Regions from separate parts of the Homo sapiens genome. Here region 2 is linked to region 1. Evidence: chromatin loops called from intact Hi-C (ENCODE). Cell type or tissue: Caco-2. All regions are shown on one strand. Each heading gives the region's core, and the rest is flanking DNA. Links, peaks and the distances in the headings are about the cores only.

Region 1 (7,809 bases), core at 1,332-6,331:
CTGGCCACTTGCTATCTGTTTAACTCTTGGAGTAAATACTGTAAATCTCTTTGAGGTTCAATTTTTCATCTGGAACACAGGGAGCAAAATAATTAACTACATTGGTTAGGATGCTTTTGTGGGGACTGTAAGTTACAGAAAAAGCATGACTCAAGAGCTTTAACACAATCATGGGACATCCCATTTTACATAACAGAAAGTGCTCAAGTATGAGCACAGGTATGCCAGGTAATTGGGGCCTGCATCTGTTCTCTAGGCTCTACCCCTCTCCCTCTGTGTTGGCTTCCTTTACAGCATGGCAATTCCAGGCAAATGTCCAAACACCGCAAGGTCCAGGGGAAGGAAGAAGGATGTCTTCCTGCATGCCTCATTTGTATCAGTGAGGAAACCTTCCCTGCTTCCCAACCAGGTACCAGACCAAGCTTCTCCTCCTACTTCATTAGCTGATACTATGTCACATGACCACCTCTGAACCAATCACTGGTAAGAGGTTACATGATTGGCTTAGACTATTCAGTACTTTCCCCTGGGCTGAGGAGAGAATCACCTTCCATGTCGACCAGGGGATAGGGAAGAAGACAAATACCTAAACGAGAGCAGGACTCTGCCAACAGGGATGGAGCAGTAGCTGGCTGGTGTGTAGGCACCCAATGCTGTCTCCTACACTGCCCACCGAACTCTTGTGATGAATAGATGAGACCATGAATGAAAATGGCCTACCACAGCGTCTGACTGTGAGGATAATAATAGCAGCTGACATTTTGGAGGATGTATAATGTGGTAGGCACTTTAGATGAGTTATCTAGTTTAATTAATACTCTGTGGGGTAGGAACCATTATCATGCTCATCTTTTTTTTTTATTTTTTTTTTATTTTACTTTAAGTTTTAGGGTACATGTACACAACGTGTAGGTTTGTTACATATGTATACATATGCCATGCTGGAGTGCTGCACCCATTAACTTGTCATTTACATTAGGTATATCTCCTAATGCTATCCCTCCCCCCTCCCCCCACCCAACAACAGGCCCCGGTGTGTGATGTTCCCCTTCCTGTGTCCATGTGTTCTCATTGTTCAATTCCCACCTATGAGTGAGAACATGCAGTGTTTGGTTTTTTGTCCTTGCGATAGTTTGCTGAGAATGATGATTTCCAGCTTCATCCATGTCCCTACAAAGGACATGAACTCATCATTTTTTATGGCTGCATAGTATTCCATGGTGTATATGTGCCACATTTTCTTAATCCAGTCTATCATTGTTGGACATTTGGGTTGGTTGCAAGTCTTTGCTATTGTGAATAGTGCCGCAATAAACATGTGTGCATGTGTCTTTATAGCAGCATGAATTATAATCCTTTAGGTATATACCCAGTAATGGGATGGCTGGGTCAAATGGTATTCCTAGTTCTAGATCCCTGAGGAATCGCCACACTGACTTCCACAATGGTTGAACTAGTTTCCCATCTCAGGTGCAGAGACACACATAGGCTCAAAATAAAGGGGTGGAGGAAGATCTACCAAGCAAATGGAAAACAAAAAAAGGCAGGGGTTGCAATCCTAGTCTCTGATAAAACAGATTTTAAACCAACAAAGATCAAAAGAGACAAAGAAGGCCATTACATAATGGTAAAGGGATCAATTCAGCAAGAAGAGCTAACTATCTTAAATATATATGCACCCAATACAGGAGCACCCAGATTCATAAAGCAAGTCCTTAGAGACCTACAAAGAGACTTAGACTCCCACACAATAATAATGGGAGACTTTAACACCCCACTGTCAACATTAGACAGATCAAGGAGATAGAAAGTTAACAAGGATAGCCAGGAATTGAACTCAGCTCTGCACCAAGTGGACCTAATAGACATTTGCATAACTCTCCATCCCAAATCAACAGAATATACATTCTTCTCAGCACCACACCGCACTTATTCCAAAACTGACCACATAGTTGGAAGTAAAGCTCTCCTCAGCAAATGTAAAAGAACAGAAATTATAACAAACTGTCTCTCAGACCACAGTGCAATCAAACTAGAACTCAGGATTAAGAAACTCACTCAAAACCGTTCAACTACATGGAAACTGAACAACCTGCTCCTGAATGACTACTGGGTACATAATGAAATGAAGGCAGAAATAAAGACGTTCTTTGAAACCAACGAGAACAAAGACACAACATACCAGAATCTCTGGGACATATCATGCTCATCTTATAGATGAGGACACTGAAGCACAGATGGGTTAAGCAACTTGACCAAGGCAGAGTCTACATTCAAACTCAGACCATCTGACTTCAAAGTCTGATTCCCAGGTACTCATTCTGTCAGATTTACTACACTGATGTTAGTCAAATGCATCACCTCATCCCTTCCCTAATTTCAAGAAATGTATGGGTTTTAGGTTCAATGGGATTAACACACAAGAAAAACGAGAACAATATGAGAGAGCAGCTAGTGACACTCTCAATGGCATCACAGAGGAGGGAAAAGATCAATGCACTGAGCATAGGGAAAGACAACACAGGGGACATCAGGAAGGCCACCGACAGGGCCTGGGCTTGGGGCAGGTGTGAGTGTAGGGAGGCAATGAAGGGTACCCCAGACTGGTGTGGCAGCTTGTAGTTTCCAGGAATAAAAAGCTACTTTTATATGATCTGGGCAAAGGGAAGCAGTTTTGGTATCCACTAGTTAGAGAAGTGACAAAGCATTGCAGAGGTCCAGCCACATTCAGTTTTAGGAGAGAGACTGTGAAGGCTGCTTCACTCATGAAACCATGGGCTCTTGTGCTGCATTGCAATGGACTTCATGAGTCATACAACTTTGTGCAAGGGAAGCCCAATTCCATCAGTAAACTCTTAATGATCCTAATAGCCTTATACCTACTGCCCGTTCGTTCGGTCTGTAGTGTTATGAACTGCAAAAAGAAGTTTAATCTTGGTGGACAAGGCCTAGAATCCCCCTCCCACTCCCAAATCATGTCAAAACCTCCTTCTGCAGATTTGGATTGGATGAAGTTTGGTGCTAGAGTTCGAACTCAAGGTACCAACGCACATATCCTCATTTCTCACATCTCCTTAGCTCCCTAAAGATTATATTCCCAGGCCTGCTCTATGGGTGCCCACATCTTCCAAATGACTCTGGAGATGTGGACCTAAACTTCACATTCTTGTGAAAAGTGTCCTGGGTTTCCCAGTCAAAGACTTTAGAATACTGGACACTAGATGGTATTTCCTGAGGAATATGACTTGAGGAAGGAAGAGGGTTTCTCTTTACATCTTACACCATTTCCTATAGCACCAACTTTCATGCCAAGAAAGGACCTCCAAGGACATGCTCTGGGCAGGGTTTGGGGTCATATTTTTTTCCTACATTGATGTGTCTGAATCAAACTAATGTCCCTATCCTATTTAAAGACTTGTCTGTTGACAGGTTTTGGTTCTTGTTCAGCATCATTTACTTAAAGTTACTTCCCAGATTTCTTTGCTTTCTAACATTTAGGCATTAGGTACCTTTCTACGTTAATAAAACAGAACTAAGTTGGGAAAGGATGTTCTTTGGAGTCAGAGATGGATTCCAAATCACAGCATTGTCAATCACTGCTGGGTGCCTGTGGACCCAGGACTGAACTTCTGAGGCAAAGTTCTTGTGTGCCAGACAGCACAAGGCTCCCATCTTAACAGGGTTAAAAAAATAAGTATAAGGAAGGCATCTAGATCATTGTCTGGCACATAATTTATGTTTTAAGTGTTAGTTTCTCATTCGTCCGCCCCCCATCCTTTTCTCTTTAGAGAAAGCAGGGAAATATTCAAAATTGTAAAAGCAAAAGAGCGTTTTGTAGTTGTCATGATGCCTGATGATGCCACTAAGTTACTGTGTGACCTGGGGTGAGTCCTTTACCTTGTCTTGTTTCCATTTTCTCATCTACAAAAAGAAGAGCTTTCATATTCTCAAAACTACCCATATATTTTAAATTACATTTTTTAATTACATAATGTCTACATTCCCCAAGTTCTGAGTCATAAAAATTCCCGAAATTCATCGCCATGTCCAGGCTCCTGGGTCATCTCCCACCACTGGGTGTGGTCCAGTTTCTTCCGTTTCAAGTTTACCCACTGGAGCCCTCCTGCTTTTGATGTGTTGTCAAATGGCTGCTATCTAAGATTAACAAGTACTTACTGACCACTTAGGAAGGGGCAGTGGCAGGGATCCAGTGATAGGGATCTCCAAAGGACCCAGTGGCCAGACCTGTCTAGACGGCCAGCAGTTCAGTAAAAGTGACTGATAGCAAACACAGGTGGAAAAGAATGTAAGGTCACCTTGCCCTGTGATTTGCAAACTATGTGCCTCTGAGACCTGGATGTCCCTTAGAGCCCCTGGCAGCAGAAAGGGAGGGAAGGCAGAAGAAAACGGGCCCAGCCCCACTCCACCAGAGTGTGTTCACCTCTGATCCATTTATTTCCTGGGTTTCTGCAGAAGTTTCTGCTAGAAGAGTCTACTGACAAAAAGGGGAAAAAAAAGTCTTGAAAGCTACCCACTTTAATCTTACCCTTTCATTTTACATATAAGGAAACTGTCCTTTACACTTCAAAAGCCTCAGAATAATTCCTGTCCTCTTTAGATCCAACAATTCCACTTTCAGGTAAGTTAGTCCTAAGAAAATAATTATGGATTTGTGAATGTTTCAAGAATGTTCATCACACAATGCTTTACAGTAGAGAAAAAAATAATGGAAGCACCAGCAAGAAAGAGGAGTAGTTGAATAAATCTTTTTTTTTTTTTTTTTTTTTTTTTTGAGATGGAGTCTCACTCTATCGCCCAGGCTGGAGTGCAATGGCGCGATCTTGGCTCACTGCAAGCTCTGCCTCCCAGGTTCACGCCATTCTCCTGCCTCAGCCTCCCAAGTAGCTGGGACTACAGGCGCCCGCCACCTTTCCCGGCTAATTTTTTTGTATTTTTAGTAGAGACGGGGCTTCACTGGGTTAGCCAGGATGGTCTCAATCTGACCTCGTGATCCACCCGCCTGAATAAATCTTACATCCCCAAACATGGAAAACTGGGAGGTCTCCTATATTACAGATGAAAAGTACTTGTATGGAAAAAATGTTCATAATATATTGCTAAGTGGAACACAGGAACACAGACACATGCAGGTGTATTTGTTTTGCCTCTAACATCTCCATCTGTGTCATAGAACAGTCTCTAAAGGGACATCATTGTGTCCTGGCAGTCTGGCAGTCTCTAAAGGGACATCACTGTGCTGATAATGGTCTGCCATTGCCCTATGGCATCACCCATTCTTTCTCTCCTGCATGACCTCTTCACTGCCACAGCAAGACATCCATGCTACGCTGCCACGTCTGGATGCCCCAGTGCTTCCATTCCTAGTACATCAGAATTCTGCTGGGGTTTTGACAAAAACAGATAACTGTGAGCCACATTTTTTCTTGATCTTAAAACAGCCATGCTCATACTCAGAGCTGCACAGTCTTTCTTAAATGGTTCCATCCATTTCTGGCCATCAACCCCTATCCAGCAGGTGTCAAGTCCAGTTTGTCACCAAGAATTGGAATAGACACCCCGGAACCTTTCATTCTGCTTTCTGCTTCCACTTTCTCTGCCTTCTGTAACAGTAGAAGGTTCATTGCCTGATGCATGTGGCAAGTCAATATGCCGAGACACTAGGTCACAGCAGAGAAAGAGATTTAATCTTAGGGTCACCAAATAAGGATGTTGACAAAAAGAGTCAAACTCTGTAAAATATATGAAGAGATTTATTCTGAGCCAAATATGGGTGACCAATGGCCGGTGACACAGCCCTCAGAAGATCCTGAGAACATGTGTCCAGTGTAGTCAGACTACAACTTGGCTTTATACATTTTAGGGAGACATAAGACGTCAATCAATACATGTAAGATGTACGTTGGTTTGGCCCGGAAAGGCAGGACAACCAGAAGTTGGGGGGCAACTTCCAAGTCAGAGGTGGATTCAAAGATTTTCTAATTGGCATTTGGTTGAAAGTGTTAAGTTATTGTCTAAATACCTAGAATCAATAGAAGGGAATGTCCAGGTTAAGATAAGGGGTTGTGGAGACCATGGTTCCCATTATTCAGAGGAAACCTCCAGGTAGCAGACTGCAGAGAGAATAGATCGTCAATGTTTCTTATCAGACTTAAAGTCTGCTCTATTCATCATTCCAAAAGGGAGGAGGGTAGAATGAGACATGTCCAGCTTCCCCTTCCCATCACAGCGGGAACTGGTTTTTCAGGTTAATTTCAGAACTCCAGTGGCCGAGTGGAGGGGTCCATCCAGATGGTTGGGGGGCTTCGAATTTTATTTTTAGTTTACAAGGAGATGAGAAGAAACCTCAAATCCATCTCCCTGAGGAATTCAGGGTTAGGGTTTTGGAGTGGGCCAAAGTGTGGAGATCATTGATTATTTGAAGAGTGCAGGGGGAAGTCATGGGATGGGAAGATGAAGAAGCTGTATTCTCACACTGATCTCCTTCCTCTGTGTGGTCTTCAAACTGGTTGCTGGAATTTGGGGGTCTGAAAAACATCTTCCTTCATATCATAGCGCATACACCTGCACACATGCACACACTTACGAACACATAAAAACACATGCTCATAAACAGACCCACACATGAGAACAACACACCTAAATCCCAATGGTTCTTAGATTGCACTCAAAAAGTTGTGGTCCAATCAGTCACCCCAAGCCTCACAATCTTATGATATCTAGTTAAATTTCTCAAGTTTGGGCCAATTGGTATAAAGAAGCCCAGTGCCAGGTATTTTTGTTTGTTTGTTTGTTTTTAAAGTCTGACTTATAGAATATCTTTAAGGATACAGAATTTTGTATTGGTATTCTTATTTCTCAACTTCACAGGACATACATTAATTGAAGATTCTTTTAGAATGCTACCCATCTACTTTGCTAAACTTATCTGTAATTAGTACCCAGCCCCAGCATTTTAAAAGTTATGTGAATCTTCAAAGGTAGTCTTCTTCTTAGCAGGTTAACAATTTGCTCCCACAATCATATGCTTAGGCTTAATAAACCCTTTCTTCATACATATATTTAAAAAACAGAAGCTTCATCTCATACCTCTGGAATTACTAATCTCTAAAACTACTGAGTGTGGATTAGTGACATTTTACTGTGTCACTTATCTAATTGAAGAGCATAGAGCTCAGTCAAAATTAAGCAAAGATGGACCCTGATCCCTTTCCAGGCCATACCCTTTTTGGAACTAGTTTAGGGGTGTCCTGGCTGAGGCAGCTTCAGAGAAGATGGAAGGAGAGAGGCAGTAGACCTCTGAGATCAGCCAGCCCCTCCAGAAATCCGCTATATTTATGATCAACATTCTTATGATTTTGTTTTCTTGACAAAACAAGCTATTAAATTCAGAAGATATTTGACATTTATATTCATAGTAAAAATATAAGTATATTTTCGGTTCATATTTCCAAGTCTCAGATTAAAAAACAAAGGTGAGATATCCAAGGCCAACACTGAAATTCTTAGGGATCAAGCTGGCATTTGCCTCCCTAAACCACCAGACCAGGTGCAGCACAGAACAAGGGTTGCAGTGGGGATAACTTCCAGGATATAGAAAATGTTGGTAACCTTTTTTTTTTTTTTTTTTTTTGAGACAGACTTTCACTCTTGTTGCACAAGCTGGAGTGCAATGGCATGATCTCGGCTCACTGCAACCCCCACCTCCCGGGTTCAAGAGATTCTCCTGCCTCAGCCTCCTGAGTAGCTGGGATTACAGGTGTGCACCACCACACCTGGCTAATTTTTTGT
Region 2 (7,809 bases), core at 1,023-6,022, 160 kb after region 1:
AAAAAGCTGTTTTTAAAAATAATGTATGTAACACAGGCATAGCATGACAGCCATCATTCTCCACCTTGTGCACCTTAGATTTTTATAGTAATAGAGCTTCACCTATTCTGCTAAGCCTGGGCTGGACCTCATTATTCTTCTTAATGTGCCTCCTTCTCTGTCAGACTGTCAGAGGTGATAACCTGAAAAGGAGAAAGTTTCCTCTGATTTCGCTAGAATCACTTAAAACACTAGAATCTTCCTCAAAAGGTAAAATAAGAATGTTCCAATATTCCCTCGATAACTCATTTCCTTATTTCATTCTCACCAGGAACCAGGACAGGGGGATGGGAGGAAGAAAAGCCACCTTATGTAACATTATATTGAAATATTACAAATTCTATCTTATGGACATTTATATGTAAATAAGGTGATCAATTCAGCTAAATATTTTGCTCTTTCTTTTACTGAACACTTTAGTCTATGTCACACTTAGGACTCTTATTGCCACAACTAACAGAAACCCCAGTCTGAATTGACTGAAGCTAAAATAGGAATGTGTTGGCTCATGTAAATTCATAGTGGAAGAATATTTCTGGTTTTAGGAATGGTTTGATCCAGAGACTCTTCACAAGGCCTTGGCTCTATTTCTCTGAAACCCTCTCAGCTCTAACGCCCCTGATGTAGACTTCCTGGTTTTATGCATCTTTATATCACAAAGGAGTTCTGATGATGATGCTCTCAGAAAAAGAAAAGTGTCTGGAAAGAGACTTCAGTCACATCTTACTTGTCTTGGGTCCAAACCAGATCTGTGCTTATTCTTGTACTAACACTGTGGCCAGAAGGAGAGGCTGTGCTCATTGATTGAAGCCTATCAAGACCCAGTCCTGAATCTGACAGTAGAATTAGTATCCTCTGAGTACTTGGAGGTAGAAAGGGATCCCCAAACAACAGGGGAACTGTTGTTACTGACAGGAAGGGGAATAAATGTTGGGCAACCCAAACAGCAAAGGTTCACCTTAGCAGTATCATACTCTTTGATGTTAAATTTGAGTGCAAATATAGGATATATGTATGTATTTATACATGAAGGCAGCCCTTATATGAGTAAACATTAAATAGGCAATTGTTAATAGCATTACCTGATGTTTCTCTGAAGGCATTACAAAAAAGTTATCATATAGTTAGAAGTAGTCTTTGCTGTTTTATTTCACAAGCAATAACTCATTAACCAACTTTGCATTCATTTTTATCCAGTTCAAACCACAAACATTCCCTTTTCTTGATCCATATATAATGCTAGGAACACAGACTTATTTTAAGTGGTAGGCATGGTAACCCACAGCCATAAAATGCTAAATGCTAATTCATTAACATTGACTTCATATTTTATTAGTTTCAAGCATTTATGACAAAGAAGATAGTGATGATCAAATATAAAGTATTTGTGGCAGACTGTACACCTTACTGCACGTAAACTGTTTGGGTTCAAAATCTCAAAGCTACCTTTTATGGAGGATAATATTTTCTCCTGCATTGGTTCAAACACAGAAGATCTTCACAGACACTGTTGTATGACAGCCATCCCACTAGGGGCTTTGGTGAATTGGGATGCCTATCTTGTGAGCAACACTAACAAATAATTAACAAGGAAAACAAATATTATATCTGATCAATTCTGTTTTCCCAGAAGCAAATTATTTGGTGATCTTTGTAAAAACAAGAATCTGTCATTTTTCACTCCAGCAAACTGCTTATCCTTATGCCTAGGATTCAAAATCCCTCCCTGCTTTCAAATGTTTTGGATGAAGACCAGTAAAATTTTGACACTAAAGTGGGTTCTTCCAGAAAAACACTCCCCTGGGAACCTGACTATTTCTTTTTTACATTTATTGATATTTTAAATACACTTGGACTACCAGAATAAATTAATCTGATTTATCGGTGCCAGAATCTAGTTTTTTTTTTTCTGCTTTTATTTTTTGTGTAATTTAAGCCTGAAACCACTCATTAACTGGTCCCAACCTTGAATAATCTACTCTCACTGTCCAGAGACTATTAGGTCAAATTGGTAGTCACTAACAGGTGAGGGATGGCTTTTTCTTTTTAATCAGTATAATCAGTACTTTTCTAACAGCAAAGATCAACTGTATTTTTCCCTAGCCTCCACCCCAAAACTCAAACAAAAATGCATTGCAGTGGCTCACAATGGAAGCCATGCCATTACACTCATATCCTCAGGTTCCACATCTGGGGATTCAACCAACCTCAGATTGAACACATTAGAAAAAAAAATTCACAATATCACAATAAAAATACAGTATAACAACTATTTACACAGCATTTACATTGTATTAGGTATCATAAGTAATCTAGAGATAATTTTAAGTATTTGGCATCCAAGGTGGGGTGAGGTAGGTGACATAGAACAAATTCCTCACATACCGAAGGACGACTGTACTCAGATTGCCCTACAGGACAAAACTTCTATTTTTCAATCCCCAGTTAAAGTTACTATGGATTGAACTCAACCCTTTCACAGAATACTTTTCTCAGTAAATTTCAGCTTTAGTTGAATCCAATTAAGTTGAATTGAGTTTACTCCAAATGTAAAATTACTGAAAATACGTATGGTATGTCTTGAGAGCAAGAAATGAGTTCCAGAAAGAATCCCTGAATGTATACCACTACATAAATACATGATAGATATCACTGGATACATATAAAGACAGAGAGAGAGAAAGGGAAAAGGAAAGAGAGAAAGAGACAGGGGGAGGAATCATTATTTGTGACAGTTTTAAAACATGTTCATAAATTCTTTGGCACTTCCTCCATGGACAGGTAGGGCCCATGTACCTTCCCCTCAAATGTGGGAAGGCATGTGACTGGTAGCCCACTAGAGCACAGTGGAAGTGATGCTGTACTGCAGGCTAAGTATCAAAGGCAACACTCTTCCCAAGTGGTCCTTTTGAGACACTGGCCTTTGGTGCTCTGATCTGCCATGTAAGAAAATTCTGAGGCCATGATACTAGCGGGAAGTACAATCCCCCTGAATGGGTCCTAGGTAGGTGTTCTGGCCTACAGCTACAACTGATGTCCCAGCACACAGCAAGCATCGACTGCCAGACATGTGAAAGACAAAACCTCCAGCTGACATTTGCTCCCAGCCATCATCACTCCCAGTGTTTGTGTCATTGTCAGCTGAGGTCCCAGATATACCAAAAGGAGATAAGCCATCCCCACTGTATCCTTTCTGAATTCTTGACCCAAAGAATCCACGAGGTTGGTGAAATAGTTATTTGAAGTTGGCAAATAGGTTTGTTAAGCAGCACAGATAACATGAACTTAATGGTATAGAAATAAGCTTCTAAAGAGAAGAAATTCAAACAGATAAGTTTACATTGGGCTACAAGCAGTCACTATCTTGATCTGTCATATTTCCATTTCCATCTTATCTTTAAATTTTTTTTTTGAGATAAGGTCTTGCTCTACCACCCAGGCTGTGTGTGTGTGCATACATATTCAATGGCGGAGAGCAGGGTGCATTTCACAGTACCTACCATGCCATGCTTTAATGTAGAAGAATTACCATTCAAACCCACATCATGGCTCACTGCAGCCTCAACGTCCCAGGCTCATGTGATCCTCCCACCTCAGCCTCCTGATTAGTTGGGAGTACAGGCACACACACCACATCTGGCTAATTTTTGTATGTTTTTGTAGAAATGAGGTCTCACCATGTTGCTCAGGCTGGTCTTGAACTCATGGGCCCGAGTGATCTTCCTGCCTCAGCCTCCCAAAGTGTTGGGATTACAGACATGATCCACTGTGCCCAGCCTCCATTTTACCTTTAATACCTATTTTTTCCACATTCCTATTTATATTAGTTTTGTGTTGAAAATTAATTATGTAGAGTCAGAACTCTTTCAGGACTAATGCAATGTTTGTTTTTGTGTGATGCTAGATATTAAAAGGAGGATGTCCCTGGTGACACAATGTCAAAATTATTCTGATCCATTTGGAACATTTCCAGTGAAAATGAACAGGCGCTGCTTAAGGAAGTCAAGGACACAGGAAAAAAATATGATCAGAAAACATCCTCTAGGGACTAATTTAGGGTAAAAGCAATATATAGCAGCTCATTTCTCCTCTTTCCCTGTTAAAGCTTAATTAGCCAAAGACCACTGGGCACAATGTATAATCTGACAAAATCAGATGTATTGATTTTCAGTGAGGGAGCACATGGCAGAAGCACTGTGGCAGACCACTCAACAAGAAGGAGCAGGAAACGTCTTCTGTACAGTGTGTGTTTCACTGAAGGATTTTGAGCAGGATCCAGGAACTGAACATCGGTTCTGGATTGGAGGCTGCTTCTGAAGTAGGATTAGGAAAGTGGGGATTAACTAGGGATTAGGATTGCCACGGGGTGTCCCCTGTAATACATGGATGTAGCAGAATAGTTCCAGGGACATCATCAATAAGAAAGCAGTGGTCACTCATAGAGCAGGTCTCTATGGTATTGGAAAGAGATGCTCTCTGTTCTCTGGGATCTCCCATTGTAAGGACTTGAACTTGGAGTTATTCCATCATCGCGTGGAAAGAATTTGCCTGAGAATTAAATCAACATGGATTAAAGCAGAGCTGGGGCACACTGGAACCCCTCAATCTAGCTCTGCCTAAAAAATCCATCTCTTGAATTGCCCATCACAGAGGCTAATACGCTCCTGTTTTTTAAAGCTACTTTGTTCAAGCTACTTTTAGGAGTTACTCTTGACTAATACAAGCCTGATAACGTTTTCTGAGGTTAAGATGCTCTCACCTGAACTCCAAAGATAAGCTTGTGTGTGTGTGTGTGTGTGTGTGTGTGTGTTTGTATGTGTGTGTGTGTGTGTGTGTGCATACATATTCAATGGGGGAGAGCAGGGTGCATTTCACAGTACCTACTATGCCATGCTTTGATGTAGAAGAATTACCATTCAAACCCCCATACTCTTGACATTTATATGAGGTTATATTTCTAAGTAACTAATAAATAACATCTAATATTCAATAAATTGACTTCTGTTTGTTGAATGCATATTTTGTACAAGGTGCTGAACTATATACCCTGAGGGGAAAATAAATAATAATCCAATATCATCCTGTTTTCAAAGCTATAGTTACTAGTTATAGTCAAGGCCAAAAGTAACATAGGCAGTCAGTCTTAATAGCACCTCAGAGGCAGGAGAGGCCATTACAGACCAGCAGCAGTGGAGAAAACTCTTCCACCAAGGCACAGGAAGGGAGTGGGGCTTTGACTGAAGAGTAAAATTTCAACCTGGGTGAGAAAGAAGACATTCCAGAAAGGGGTTAAGGTAAGGAAGTTGAAAACAATTATGGAAAGAGTAACCAGGACAGCTCGGGCCAGGAGAAGACCTCCAAAAGGGAGAGGAATGGAATATAAGTTTGGAAATGTAGATTGAGACCAGTCTTGAAACACCAGACCTCCAGATTTCTATTTTATCTGGTAGGAACTAAAGTGCCAATGCAGATTTCTGATTAGAGGAATATCAAGACAAAAAGAGGTTTTTAGTCAGGCATGGTGGCTTGTGGTTGTAATTCCAGCTACTCAGGTACTCAGGAGGCTGAGGTGGGAGGATTGCTTGAGGCCAGAAGTTTGTGACCAGCCTGGGTTATATAGCTAGAGCCAGTCTCAAAAGAGATGAAGAGAGAGAGAGACGAGAGAGAGAGATTTTCAGGAAAATATATTTGGCAATTCAATGTTTCTGACTGGAGAAGAGAATGGAGAATGCTGGATCCTGCTGCTATTCTTTACACAAAAGGTGACAGAAGTGTGAGTGAGCCTCTCAGCCAAAGGCAGGATGCAGCTAACCTCACCCCTACCTCTACATCCCATACCACCACCTGCTGGAGTAATTCAGGTTGATCCTCTTGTTGGCCTCACAGTTTACAGATCAGGCTAACATTTCTTTGAGCAAAGATTTCTCATTCAACAATCATTTTTTGAGAACTGCTGCTGCAAGGAATCATTCCAGTTGTATTTTGGGTCCTAGCTTTTCCATGTTATTTAATTAAGAATGCAAAAACACAGGGGTTTGACTGACTTCACTCACAGCTGGCCCAGAAGCAGGGATGTCAGAACCACCTGGAGGGCTTTCTAGACAGGCACTTCCAGGCTCCATCCTCAGAGATTCTGATCCAGTGGAGGGGATGGGGTCTAGGAATCTGTATATTTTAAAGTTCTTTAGATGACTAAATAAAAAGTAAAGTTTGGAAAAAACTCTTGTACTAAATATTTGCATATATTTTCAGTCTGAGCAATAGCACATAGATCTGAGAACTTCCCCCTTTGAATTGTACATTTAAAATAATAATTTTAAGGCATGATGGTGTGTGCCTATAATCTCAGCTACTTGAGAGGCTGAGATGGGAGGATTTCTTGAGCCCAGGAGTTCAAGGCTGTAGTAACCCATGATTGCACCACGCACTCCAGCCTGAGTGACAGAGTAAGAACTTGTCTCTGAAAAATAAATCAGTCAATAAAATAAAATATAATAAATTTTAAGAACATGTTCCAAAAGCATGGGGGAGGGAAAGGACAAGGAGACTTAGTGAGGGACCTTGAATTTCAATCCAGTCTTTCCAATTCTCCTCTAAATATTCTGTGTATCTATTTTTCTCACCAATGAGTCATCACAAGTACCTTTTATGGCATCCAACACCCACTGTGCCACCGAGCCACCATTTAGAGTGCAGATCTTCATTATGCCTTTCACGTCATCCTCTCTGCACTTTAAGATTTAGGCTCCTAGGTATTTTCCAGTCTAAACAACTATTCCAGCTGCCAGGCCACTCACTGGGTGGTATCATCCTTATTACCTATGCCAGTGATTCACCTGCCCAGGCCTGGTTTTTTTACTGATACATATTACACATATTTATGCAGTATGTGTGATATTTTTTCATATGCACAGAATGTGTAATGATCCAGTCAGGGTATCTGGGGTGTCCATCACCTTGAGTATTTATTATTTCTATGTGTTGGGAACATTTCAAGTCCTCTTTTCTAGCCATTTTGAAATATACAATACATTGTTGCTAACTATAGTCACCTTACTTTGCTATCAAACATTAGAATGTATATCTTTTTTTTTTTTTTTTGAGACAGAGTCTTGCTCTGTCTCCCAGGCTGGAGTGCCGTGGCCTGATCCTGGCTCACTGCAACCTCCGCCTCCTGGATTCAAGCAATTCTCCTGCCTCAGCCTCCTGAGTAGCTGGGATTACAGGCACGTGCCACCGCATCCGGCTAATTTTTGTATTTGTAGTAGAGACGGGGTTTCACCACATTGGTCAGGCTGGTCTCAAACTCCTGACTTCGCGATCCACCCACCTGGGCCTCCCAAAGTGCTGGGATTACAGGCGTGAGCCACCGCACCTGGACATATATCTTCTATCTAACTGTATGTTTGTGCCCATTGACCAATCTCTCTTCATCTCCCCTAACCCACTTTATGTACCCTTCCTAGCCTCTGATATCAGTCATTCTATTCTCTACCTTCATGAGATCAACTTCTTTAGCTCCCACATATAAGTGAGAACACATGACATTTGTCTTTCTGTATCTTATTCCCTATAGTTCCATCCATGTTGCTGCAAATAACATGACTTCATTTTTTTTTTTTGTATAGCCTTTAAGATAGATCTACTCAGGTGATTCTGATGACCAGCCAGATTTGGGAACTACAGCCTAAATGCTATTTTTAAAAAACCCTCAGATTTATTATTTTACAGTTCTGGAGGTCAGAAGTCTGAAATAAGTCTCACTAGGCT

What was found. Peaks named below come from ENCODE experiments on the same cell type or tissue, not always from the same donor. Only the 100,000 strongest peaks of a DNase experiment are listed, where the experiment ranks them.
Region 2: it touches region 1 in a loop (11-fold over the local background); 1 of 110 quality-filtered maps calls a loop at or near these places.

What each region holds. Positions count from the first base shown.
Region 1 is chr15:38,590,082-38,597,890 of GRCh38, reverse strand. No RefSeq gene overlaps it. Among named protein-coding and RNA genes, the nearest start is that of RASGRP1, 29 kb to the right of the region's middle. RefSeq lists an enhancer at 3,372-4,571. In Caco-2, for the core only: no CTCF peak of the experiment used is centred there; a DNase peak (open chromatin) is centred at 4,220.
Region 2 is chr15:38,425,642-38,433,450 of GRCh38, reverse strand. No RefSeq gene overlaps it. Among named protein-coding and RNA genes, the nearest start is that of FAM98B, 25 kb to the left of the region's middle. In Caco-2, for the core only: no CTCF peak of the experiment used is centred there; DNase peaks (open chromatin) are centred at 3,150 and 3,520.